Regions from separate parts of the Homo sapiens genome. Here region 1 is linked to region 2. The links are chromatin loops, found by intact Hi-C in ENCODE. Cell type or tissue: breast epithelium. All regions are shown on one strand. Each heading gives the region's core, and the rest is flanking DNA. Links, peaks and the distances in the headings are about the cores only. Region 1 has its middle 9.2 kb from the start of ULBP1. Region 2 has its middle 20 kb from the start of RAET1L.

Region 1 (5,373 bases), core at 252-5,251, 50 kb before region 2:
GTCAGAATCACCCTAAAGATTTGAAACTTCTTCAAGATTTGACAAATGCGCATTTTAATGCCCCTCCTATTTTCAGGAAGCTGTGGCTAAAGAAAACATTTTATTATATAGCATTGCCCAAATTACTTATACAGAATTTTAAAAATCTACATAATGTCATACAACCATGTGAAAAGTAAAACTAAAATGCCATAACTTTTTGGGCCAGTAGTGGTGGCTCATGCCTGTGATCTCAGAACCTTGGGAGGCCAATGCTGGAGGATAGCTTGAAGCTAGGAGTTGGAGATCAGCCGTGGCAACATGGTGAGACCCTGTCTCTACAGAAAACTTTAAAAATTAACCAGGTGTAGTAGCATGTGACTGTAGTCCCAGCCCCTCAGGAGGCTAAGGTGGGAGGATGACTTGAGCCTGAGAGTTTGAGGTTGCAGGGAGTTGAGATGGTGCCACGGCACTCCAGACTGGATGGCAGAGTGAGAGCCTGTCTCAAAGAAAACAACAACAAAACAACAACAGAAGAAGAAATAACAAAACAAATTAAACACAAATAAGCTAAGTTGACAGACTTGTGGGACCCAAATGACCATATCATGCAATGTCCTTCTTTTGATGTAGAAAGGGGTATGCTGAGTGCCAGTATTCCCAGAATGTTCCATCTCATGAAATATGATTTCCTCTGGTAAACCCACTCCTTAGTCCAGGTCCTCTGAGAAGTAGATGCCTACATGGGATTCACATGAGGGGATTTCATTGGTGGAAACCCTGGGAGAACCGTTCAGCAGGACGCACTTCTGACCCCAAGTGCAGGAGGAGGGACAGAAGGTTGGGCAGGTGCATCCTACACTACAGTGAATGGTGCTGGGACAACTGGATGCCACATGCAGAAGAATGAGATGGGCCCCTTCCTTACAGCACACACAAAAACTAGCTCTAGATGAATGGCAGATGTCCAGCTAAGACATGAAACTATGATTGTCTCAGAAGAAAATAGAGCAGTAAATTTTTGTGACCCTGGATTTGGCAAATGCTTAACTACTGTAGGCCAGTAGCAAAAATGGCAAAATAAAAGGTAGTTTGATTTCATTTTATGCAAATGTAAAACTTTTGTGCTTCAAAAAGGACTCCATTTAGAAGGTAAAAAGAAAACTTGCAGAATGAGAGAAAATAATTGAAAATCATGTATCTGGTAAGGGACTGTTATTCTGAACATAAAAGAACTCTTGCAACTCAATATTATAAAATGAAGTAACCCAATTTAAATATATGCAAGGAATTTGAATAGACATTTCTCCAAAGTGAGACAGGTATACTACACGGTGGTCTCAAAAGAATAGGAAATTTTAGGCAGCAGTTTCAGGTGACTAGCAAAAGGAATCTGTTGAAATATCTGCAGCAGCTCTGGGCTGGTAAGTTGCTGAGAAACAGCATGTGGACCAAGGTGACTAAGAATGAGTGGATCCAACATGGCCCTGGATTTGACCTAGGTTTCACCTGGGACCTCATTACATGCTGATAAACATAATAAACACATACCAGCCAGCTCCCTAGCAGTTCTGAGAATGCCCATATTTGGTGTAAAAATTCGAGGCACCAGAGTTCTGAGAATCCCTGTCCTTCTTCCAGGAATTTTCATGAATATTCCATCCCTTGGTTGAAGAAACCAGGAAAGGTGGCAGCCCCAAACCCCCTTGCACCTGCCTCTCTCTTGAGTTCCCCTGCATTCCCTTTACACGAGTGTGTACTTTCCCTTTTACAAAAAAATCTCCGTCTTTTCTCTATTTTCCTACTGGTCCTAGAATTCATTTCCCCAGGCGGTGTCAAGAGCCCGACACCGGCTGGGGTCGAGGTCTCATCAGAGTTTGGGGACCACCGGTTGCCCACTGGCATCGGAAGAAGAATGCAAATGGCAGTGAGCCCAGGAAAAGGTGCTCAGTGTCCACAGACCTCAGGGAAATGCCAACAGCACCCACAAGGGGACGCCTCACCCCGCTGGAATGGGTGACCCCAAACACTGTGAGGCTGGAGGGGGTGGGGCCTGCGTTCCTTACAAGGCAGAGAGCAGGAGACTGAGAGTTGGTGGAGTGTAGGGCTGTGCCTGTGTCATCCTCTTCCCATTTTCCTGGCGGAGGTTTCTCTTTGTTCTCTGGCCCTCCCTGCTTCCTTCCTCTCCCTTTCTCTGGTTCTCCCTCCCGTCCTTCATTTCCAACCATCCCAAGGTTTTCTCCGCCCCACGACATGCATGCTCCGGGTCCCCAGCCCAGCGTAGAAACCAGGAGCCCTGGACCGCGAGCGGCGGGATCCAGGAGGCGACAACCTGACGCCCCTGCCGGACCCTGGACACTCAGGACCTAGTGCGTCCCGGCGCCCTCCTGTAGCGGCCCCAGGGCAAGGAGGATGGGGGTCCTCGCGGGGCCCACACTGTCGGAGCCCCACAGATTCGAGTGGGACGGTGAGGTCTACACACTGAGCCGGTGACAAAGTCCCCGCGAGGATGGAGGAGGGACCTCGTGCTCCTCACCCCAACAGGCCCCGCATTTCCTTGATCCTTCTGACACGGGAACCAAGGGTCCCTTGCCGCGACCAGCGAGTCATCCCAGGTCTTCGAAAGGCCGTTTTTTCCCGGACGCTGTGGACCCGGAGGCCCGGGGGTATCGGCCGGCAGCGGCGCACCCACTCCGGGGTCTCCACAGGGCAGGACCTGGGTCCGGAGCTCGGGCGAAGCGGACGCCCTGGCGGAGCCCGCAGAAGCCAGAATGGACGCGGAGGGGTCGAAACTGAAACCCCCAGGAGCGAACTTTCCCCCAAAGTCATCTGTGGTTGAAATCAGCAATCGCCTATAACATCCCCGGTGTGTCAACACCGTTTGGTAAATATCTAGAACCAGTGCCTCGTCACTGAGGCAGCCCCGCGCGCCCCTGCTTGGGTTCCGCGTCCCAGGACCCTCGGGGCCCACAACAGATCAGGCGAGCCCATCCGGTGACCCTCCCTGGGGCTCCGGCCCCACTCTTTCTTACTTCTTCACCTACATATTTTCACGTGTTTCAGGATCGAAACCATGAAAAGTCATGTGCGAAAGGCTCCCCCGCCCCTGCCTTCGTCCACTCTCATTGGCCACAGCCCGGAATGAGACATGATTGGATTCTTTGAATCTTTCCAGGGAGTCTTTATGCCATTTCAAACGCATATGTATAGATATTCTTCATTCAGACTTGGATATTTTTTGCTCTTGATGAAACCTGTCTCCCTGTCCTTCAGTTTCCCCTCCCGCTATAGTGGATGTTTCACCATCCTCTGCCCAAGCTGGGTCATCACAATCACAGACAAGAGTGTCGCCAGCATTGCCATCCGTGACATGAGACGCTTTAAAGGTGCATTAATTTGCACAACAATTCTGTGTCTGGAAATCTATTCTACACAATTAAGTTGAGATTCATGCAAGCACAGTTTCTGCAGCATTTAGTTTTTCTAAAAGTAACTGACTGGAGACCGTCTGGATCTTCAGACACAGACACTGGTAACATTTGTTGTGATGCAGTCATTCTATGTAATGTGCAGAGATAAAAAGGAAAAGAATCTGTATGTGCAGGTATTGGAAGATCTTGAAAGTGTGTTATTTTGAGATAGGATCTGCGTTCAGCAGAGTGCCTATGGGCTTATATTTGTTTTAAAGACCAGCACTGATACATGTACACATCTCTACTGTTAGTAAGGAAAACAGTATTTCCATAACTTATTGCCAGTCTGTTTGTCCGTTTTAGGAAAAATCAATATAGCTGAAAAGCCATGGTGGCAGATATTGGTCATCACCCGCCAAGATTCTACACTGCCTTACACATGGTCCCAGCTGAGGTTGCCAGAGGAACAGGATGTGGAATGCAGTCACGTTTCAGTGAAGAACCTGAAGTCAAACTGGACCAGGTGTCTTGTCTTGATTTCTGCCTCTTCACCCAACCCCCACCTGGTCAGGCAGTGACCCTGGAGGAGCAGGGACGATGCTTGGTGGGCAGTGAAGATGGGGAGCCAATTTTGGGAGCATGGTGAACATGGAGAGTCGGGACCCCACAGCAACTGGGGAGGAGCTGGTGTGATGCTGGGAGCACTGGGAAGACAGGGAGCCTAGGCACAGCACTCACTGCTCCTCCCATCTGGGACAGGATTGGGGTGGTGATGAGAAAAGTTTCCTGAGTAGCACAATTCCCAAGCATGGCAGAATGGCTCGCCCTGGTTGCCACTATGCCCAGCCCATCCTACACTTTATATTCTGTCAAGAGCAATTTTTAAAACACTGTATTCAGAACATAGACAAAGATAACCAACCACATGGGGAGATAAGGTAGCAATAACAGGAACCAGCTGAAATGTGCAACAGAGACAGAAAATACATGGAACCTCTAGATCAGTCCTCTGATAGAAATATAATGCAAGCCACAAGTGTGAGCCACACAGGGAATTTTAAATATTCTAGTGAACACATTGAAAAAATAAAAAGAAACAGGTGAAATATATTTTTACAACATTTTTAACTCAATATGTTTTAACTAAATTTTTTTTAACCAAAATTATTATTTCAACGTGTCATCAATGGAAAAATGAATAATGAGACATTTGACATTTTCATACTAAACCTTTGGAATTTGGTGTGCACCATATACTGACAGTACTTCTCAATTTAAACTAGTTGTATTGCAAGCTCTTAATAGCCTCATGTAGCTAGTAACTGCTGGGTTAGACTTTGCAGCTTTAGATTTTAGAATGATCTTGCCGGGCGCGGCAGCTCACCCCTGTAATCCCAGCACTTTGGGAGGCCAAGGTGGGTGGATCACCTGAGGTCGGGAGGTCGAGACCATCCTGACCAACCTGGTGAATCCCCTTCTCTACTAAAAATACGAAAATTAGCTCAGTATGGTAGTGCATGCCTATAGTCCCAGCTACTCAGGAGGCTGAGGCACAAGAATCAATTGAACCCAGGAAGTGGAGGTTGCAGTGAGCCGAGATCATGCCACTACACTTCAGCCCTGGCCAGCGAGTGAGACTCTGTCTCAAAAAATAAAATAAAATAAAATAAAAAATATCAGAGTTATCAGGCAGGGATTTACAAATAACTATGCTTACTATGTTTCAATAGCTTTAAAATAATGAAAAAAATCATTGAGCAAAAAATTTTCCTGGTTTTCTTGCTCTGTTGTTGCTATGTCACATGGGACCTGCCCGTTAGAGCTAAACAGTCAGTTTTGCTGTTTCTAGGCAGGAAAACGCTCACATCACAAGTAAATGTCGAGGCATCCCAGGAGGTTTCCCTGGTAATGTATATTTTCATTAGTCAATTCCAGTCTTAAAGGTACTATTCTCCTGACTTTTTAACGTTTTCCTAGGGTG
Region 2 (5,373 bases), core at 56-5,055:
CTGGAGGACTCCTGATTACCCAGCATACAAAGAAGGCCCCAGGAGAAGGCAGCAGTCTATCAGGAAGCCCAGGGATGCCTGTTGCTGAAGGCTGGGGTTGAGGGTAGGAAATGCTGTTCCTGAAACGGGCTCCCAGTAGTAATGGGGATGGAAAATCCTGAAATAAGAGATCTCAAGTGGAGGCCGTCAACTGTCAGGAGGAAGGAGGGGGCAAAGATGGAAATAATTAGAGAAGTCACAATGCCAGGTGGGGACCTCAGTCATACAAAGGTGTGCCCATGGCTCATAGAACAAAGGGGTCAAGAATCCAAAAGAGATGGAAACTCAACCCGGATGCTGCTAGATTTAAATAACTACAACAAACAAAGACAAAACACAAGGATGGATGACCTGGAGGCTGAAAGGAGTCACCCCAGGAAATAACCGAGCTCCTTTGCCCAGCTTTGAGAACTGAGTCACATCTCAGACCCAGAGTCCATTACTAGAAGGAGAGCCCAGAGGCCCTGGTGGGCCCCTTCAACACCACAGCAACTGCAATGACTCCTTCAGCCTCCCCCAGAGAGCCAGATGGGCATTCACTCTGGTAACTGTACACCATGAAACAGCAAATACCCAGACACTTCTGGTGGACACAGTGTGTGATCCAACCTCCTTTCAGAGATCTGAAGCATTAACTTCCTGTTACTCATGAGGTGCATTTGGGGCAAAGTAACGGATGGACACCTGTGTCAGGTCCAGCTTAGGGGGATGTGCTGGGTTCATAGACCCATTCGATGGTAATTTCACATTTCCTGGATTTCTACCGGGAATGGATAGTGTTTGTAGTTAATGTAGTATCTATTATAGGTTGTGCTGGTCATATGACCTCCCCTGTCACTACTCAACTCTGCTCTTGTAGCTGGGATGCAGCCATACACACTCTGTGATGAGGCGTGACGCTGGACCTACCAATATGGCTATTTGACCCTGGACTCCCTAAGATCCCAGAGGCATGTGTGGTTGGAAAAGGTGCTATGTGGATTTCATGGCAATTGCCAACCGCAGAATCACAACAGGATCCCCTAGTGCTCAGAAGCAAGGCTGTGCCACTCACAGCAGTGAAATCCCCTCATTTAAAAGTGGCTCCTGCTGTGGTCCTGGGCCCCTGTGGAGATGGGCCTCCAGCTATGGGAGGGCAGTGACCACACAGCCTCAGAGCTGCCCATCACAGGGTGGGCTCCTCACCCTTTAGGTCATTAGGAAGATAGGCCCCACAGTGAGAAGACACAGGTGGGTCTCCTGGGATGGGCAGGAGCAGGGCCACAGGGAACCAAGAAGCTGCACAGGCAGTTGGCCCCGATCCCCAGGACACCATGTGGCTGTACCGCCTCACCCTCAGCTCACACCTGAGGCTTCAGGGAGGGTCCCTGATTGCCTTGAGGTACCGATGATGCCACCCAGCAGCAAAGGATGGGGGCAGTAGGCCTGGACCCATGGAACCTCCATTCACATCCATCACATCCACACCACCCAGAAGCCACAGGCAGGGTAGGACACACTTGTGACTCTTCAACTTACACAACTTGGAGATGACACCCTAGGGGATGGGGCAGCAATTGCCAGGACACAGCATGTGCCCTCATCTGGGGTCAGCAACCTAGGACAGGGTCCACATCTGCTCTCCCTTTTACTTGCAGGTTACCATTGCCTGCTGTTGCTCTACAAAGGGACAGGACTTGACACACAGACAGAGAACTCACGGCCAGCAAGGACCAAAGTGACTTCAGCCTTTTCTTTCTAGAAAGGGTTTGCTGACTCCTGTCTGCGTAGTGACTATTCTATATGACCCTGGCTCCCCAGTAGGAAGAACAGGCGGGTCTGGGACCCAAGGGCAGAAGTGGGCACCTCTACTCACGGGCGCTCCCAGGGTCATCCTGAGGGAAATGGGATTTCCCGTCCCCCCTGCATTAAGTTCTGTAGAAAGCCTGGGGTGTGTTTGCTGGGGTGTGCCCTCAGGCAAAAGGGGACAAGGTGCTAGTTGGTGTGGGGAGGTGCTAAGGGCCCCTTCATGGATGGGGAGGTGAGGGAGGCCTGTGGGGTGACAGGGCTGGGCTGAGATGGGGAGTGAAAGAATGAGACCTGAGTAGCAGAAGTGAATGGTGAGGAAGTGGTGAATGGTGGGAAGTGTCTGGTGAGCCCCTGGGTGCAGGTGAGTGTCTGCAGCAAATTGCAGGGGAAGTTCCAGGGCGGAGCCCTACAGGTGCTGGAGGGTGGAGAGCGGGTGAGAGCAGAGCATTTCTGTGGTTGGTGGGGGAGTTTGTGATCGCATCCCTGTGGAACCCCGCTTCACCCCTGTCCTGACCCCAGCTAGGGTTTCGGGGGCTCTGGTTTCTTCTTCCCGAGGGCGAGTAGGGCTGCGGAGCTGCATCAGGGATCCCCGCTCCACCCTGCCCTCTGCAGCCCGTTGGCCCCTCCACCCTCCTGTGGTGCCTTTTCCGCGCTCTTTAAAAACCCTCCTGGTCTGCAGTGCAAGCTGCAGCCGCAGGAAGCGGACCCAGCGTAAAGGAGCCGCAGCGGGGAACTCCGGGGGCGGGGGGGCCGATGCTCGGGGAGATCGCGCCGGTCCTTCTAGAAGCTTTCCTTCCTCTGAAACACGCTGCAGTCCACAGCCCGCCAAGTTTGGCCCCAGCCCCCGATTAGGCTCCAGCCCCCGATTAGGCTCCATCCCCGAACTCACCGGCCCGCCCTGACCCGGACCAGCCGGACAGCAGTAGCAGAAGCGGGAAGCACAGAAGAAACGCGGGGCAAGCGGCCGCTGCCATTGGGGACCTGGGGCACAGGGGACGGGAGTCGGGGTCGAGGCGGATATGGGCGGAGGAATCGCCTGGTGCCTCACATTCAGGCTAGTGAATTGGACCGCTCCGCCCCGTCCAGCCCCGTTCCGCCCCGCCGCAGGCTGGGATCCAAGGGGCGTGATCCGACGGCTGCCTTGTTTGGGCATGCTCCACCCCGCCCTGCTCCGGGGCTCGTCACGTGACAGCGGCCCCGGCGGGCGAACCCTCCCCCTCCACCTCGGCCCCGCGGCTTGGTGGCGGCGTCACCGGGCTCCGCGCGGGGCAGGACACGGTGCCTTCCATGACTGCCTCGTTTAATTTTTCAACACAGCATTTATCATTACCCCAATGTAAACACTGATGCACAGGAAGGTGAAGAAACTTAACAGGAATATACAGTGGCGGCGGTGACCCCGTCACCGCCTGCGCCAGCGACACACCCCCTCCCTCCGCCTGCGTCGCGGAGTCCCCGACCCTCTCTGTCCAGCGCGCAGCCGCCTCCCCAGTCCAAAGCGGACCTTCTTTGCCTCTCCACTAAAAGCATGAGGAGGTCTTTGAGTATATTCTATATCCCTTTATGACTTTTGGAAAAAAAAGAAAAGAAAGCCCTAGAGGCCTACTGTGATCAACCATCATGTGATCAATTGTGTTTCCATGGAGAGCAGAACCCGATAGTAGGGGTCTACGCATGGGTGGGGCTCACTTTGCTGCACTCCCATCTATGTCCAACCACACCCAAATCCATGGCTGTATCCGCACCTCGGCTCAGTCCCTGGATGGTCCCTGTAACCATCCTCAAAGGGGACACTCGAGTGCGTCCTCCTCTGAGTCACCATGGAACCATCTAGATCTATGGACAGAAGCCAGAGGGAGGTGGGGAGCCCAGTGGCCTCTGGTGGCAAGGGAGGGCTTAGCCTGGGGTGAGGAGTGGGCAGAGCTGAGCCCACTCTACCCCCGGCCACTCAGCCCGTTCTCCATTGAATGAGTCTTCATGTGGGGAGAACTTCACCTGGTGACCAGCAATCCCTAGGGTCCTGAGGCTGTGGGAAAGAGGAGGAGGCCTGGACCAAGCCCAGGGCCTGTCTCTGCTTCAGGACAGGGTCATGGGAGGGCAGCCACCTCTGTGACTGAGCAGGGACACAGGAGCCTAGAAGGTTCTCGCCTGATGCACTAAAGCCACTGTCCAGGAAGGGCCACATGGAGAGCGGTCTGCAGGCCAACAGACACACGGGGGTGAGCAGTTCTCAGACTTCGGAGGGGCATAGCTTGGTGGGTCTGGGGATCTGTGTTGTGAGAAGAGCCTCCCATGCATAGGGCTGGGGACAAGGAACCCGGGTTAGTCCTGGAAGTAGGCCACTGGGAAGACCCTGGCAGCACCACTCGTGAGGCTGGGTGACCTGGGCCAGTGACTGGGGGAACAGGAGGAAGGCAGAAGGAGGCCAGCAGGAGAGCCTCCAGCAGGATAGCCAGGTGAGAGGAGAAGGGGCCTCTGTGCACACCTGGGCCCTCCTGCCTCACCCCTGCTGCCGGCATTTGGCCACCACACTCAGGCCAGCCCAGGATGGGCATAGAAGTGGCCCAAAAGTGACTGTAATGGCTGTGATTTAGAGATCATGCATTCAGACATGGAAGTCAGCTGATATTGCAGCTGAATATTCCTGTGCAAGGTTCTTCAGCTTTCTGGGCATGGATGTCCGCATGTGGAAAATGACAAATGCTATGAACACAGATGAAATGAGCAGATTCTACAAGGAACCCTGTCCTTGCACATGCTAAGGACCCAGGGCAGGTCTCCTATTTCAGTTGTGAGCCCTGCCGCCCTCCCTGAAGTCAGCAACTGCCAGGCCCACCCTGAGGAGAGCTGGAGCTCTGAACCCAGGCCGCGGCCTCTTCATGGCCCTGAGTGTGCTGTGAGGGGGTGGAAATGAAAGCGAGACCCGCAATCAGGACTCAGGCATGTTTTTCAGACCCACAGAGGATGATTTTTTTCTCCATCACCTGGTGAGCCTGACATGATGTAAGTGTGGTTGGAGGCTGAGTGAACCAGTGAATGAATGAGACAGTTGTGGGAGTGAGTGGGGCTGGGAGGAATAGCACAGGTGCAGAGGGGAGCTGGAGCGGAGGATGTAACCTCCAGGGGCCTGAAGGTGGCAGCATTGAGGTTGGTAAAATTTTTTTGCCCATTTTTCGTGTTTTAGTTTTTTTTTTTTAATTATACTTTAAGTTCTAGGGTACATGTGCACAACATGCAGGTTTATTACATATGTATACATGTGCCATGTTGGTGTGCTGCACCCATTAACTGGTCATTTACATTAGGTATATCTCCTAATGCTATCCCTTCCCCCTCCCCCTACCCCGCAACAGGCCCTGGTGTGTGATGTTCCCCTTCCTGTGTCCAAGTGTTGTCATTGTTCAATTCCCATCTATGAGTGAGAACATGCGGTGTTTGGTTTTTTGTCCTTGGGATAGTTTGCTGAGAATGATGGTTTCCAGCTTCATCCATGTCCCTACTTTTTTTTTTTTGAGGCGAAGTCTTGCTCTATTGCTCAAGCTGGAG

What was found. A loop is a pair of places that touch in the nucleus more often than their neighbours do. Peaks named below come from ENCODE experiments on the same cell type or tissue, not always from the same donor. Only the 100,000 strongest peaks of a DNase experiment are listed, where the experiment ranks them.
Region 1: a loop joins it to region 2, with 3 times the contacts of the local background. A loop is called at or near these places in 20 of 110 quality-filtered maps.

The regions. Positions count from the first base shown.
Region 1 is chr6:149,952,095-149,957,467 of GRCh38, forward strand. No RefSeq gene overlaps it. Among named protein-coding and RNA genes, the nearest start is that of ULBP1, 9.2 kb to the right of the region's middle. RefSeq lists enhancers at 1,451-2,423, 2,424-3,395. In breast epithelium, for the core only: no CTCF peak of the experiment used is centred there; no DNase peak of the experiment used is centred there; H3K4me3 peaks cover 439 bases; H3K27me3 peaks cover 3,663 bases.
Region 2 is chr6:150,002,357-150,007,729 of GRCh38, forward strand. It overlaps the pseudogene RAET1K. Among named protein-coding and RNA genes, the nearest start is that of RAET1L, 20 kb to the right of the region's middle. RefSeq lists silencers at 2,220-2,309, 2,900-3,159 and an enhancer at 3,980-4,695. In breast epithelium, for the core only: no CTCF peak of the experiment used is centred there; a DNase peak (open chromatin) is centred at 2,945; H3K4me3 peaks cover 1,375 bases; H3K27me3 peaks cover 708 bases.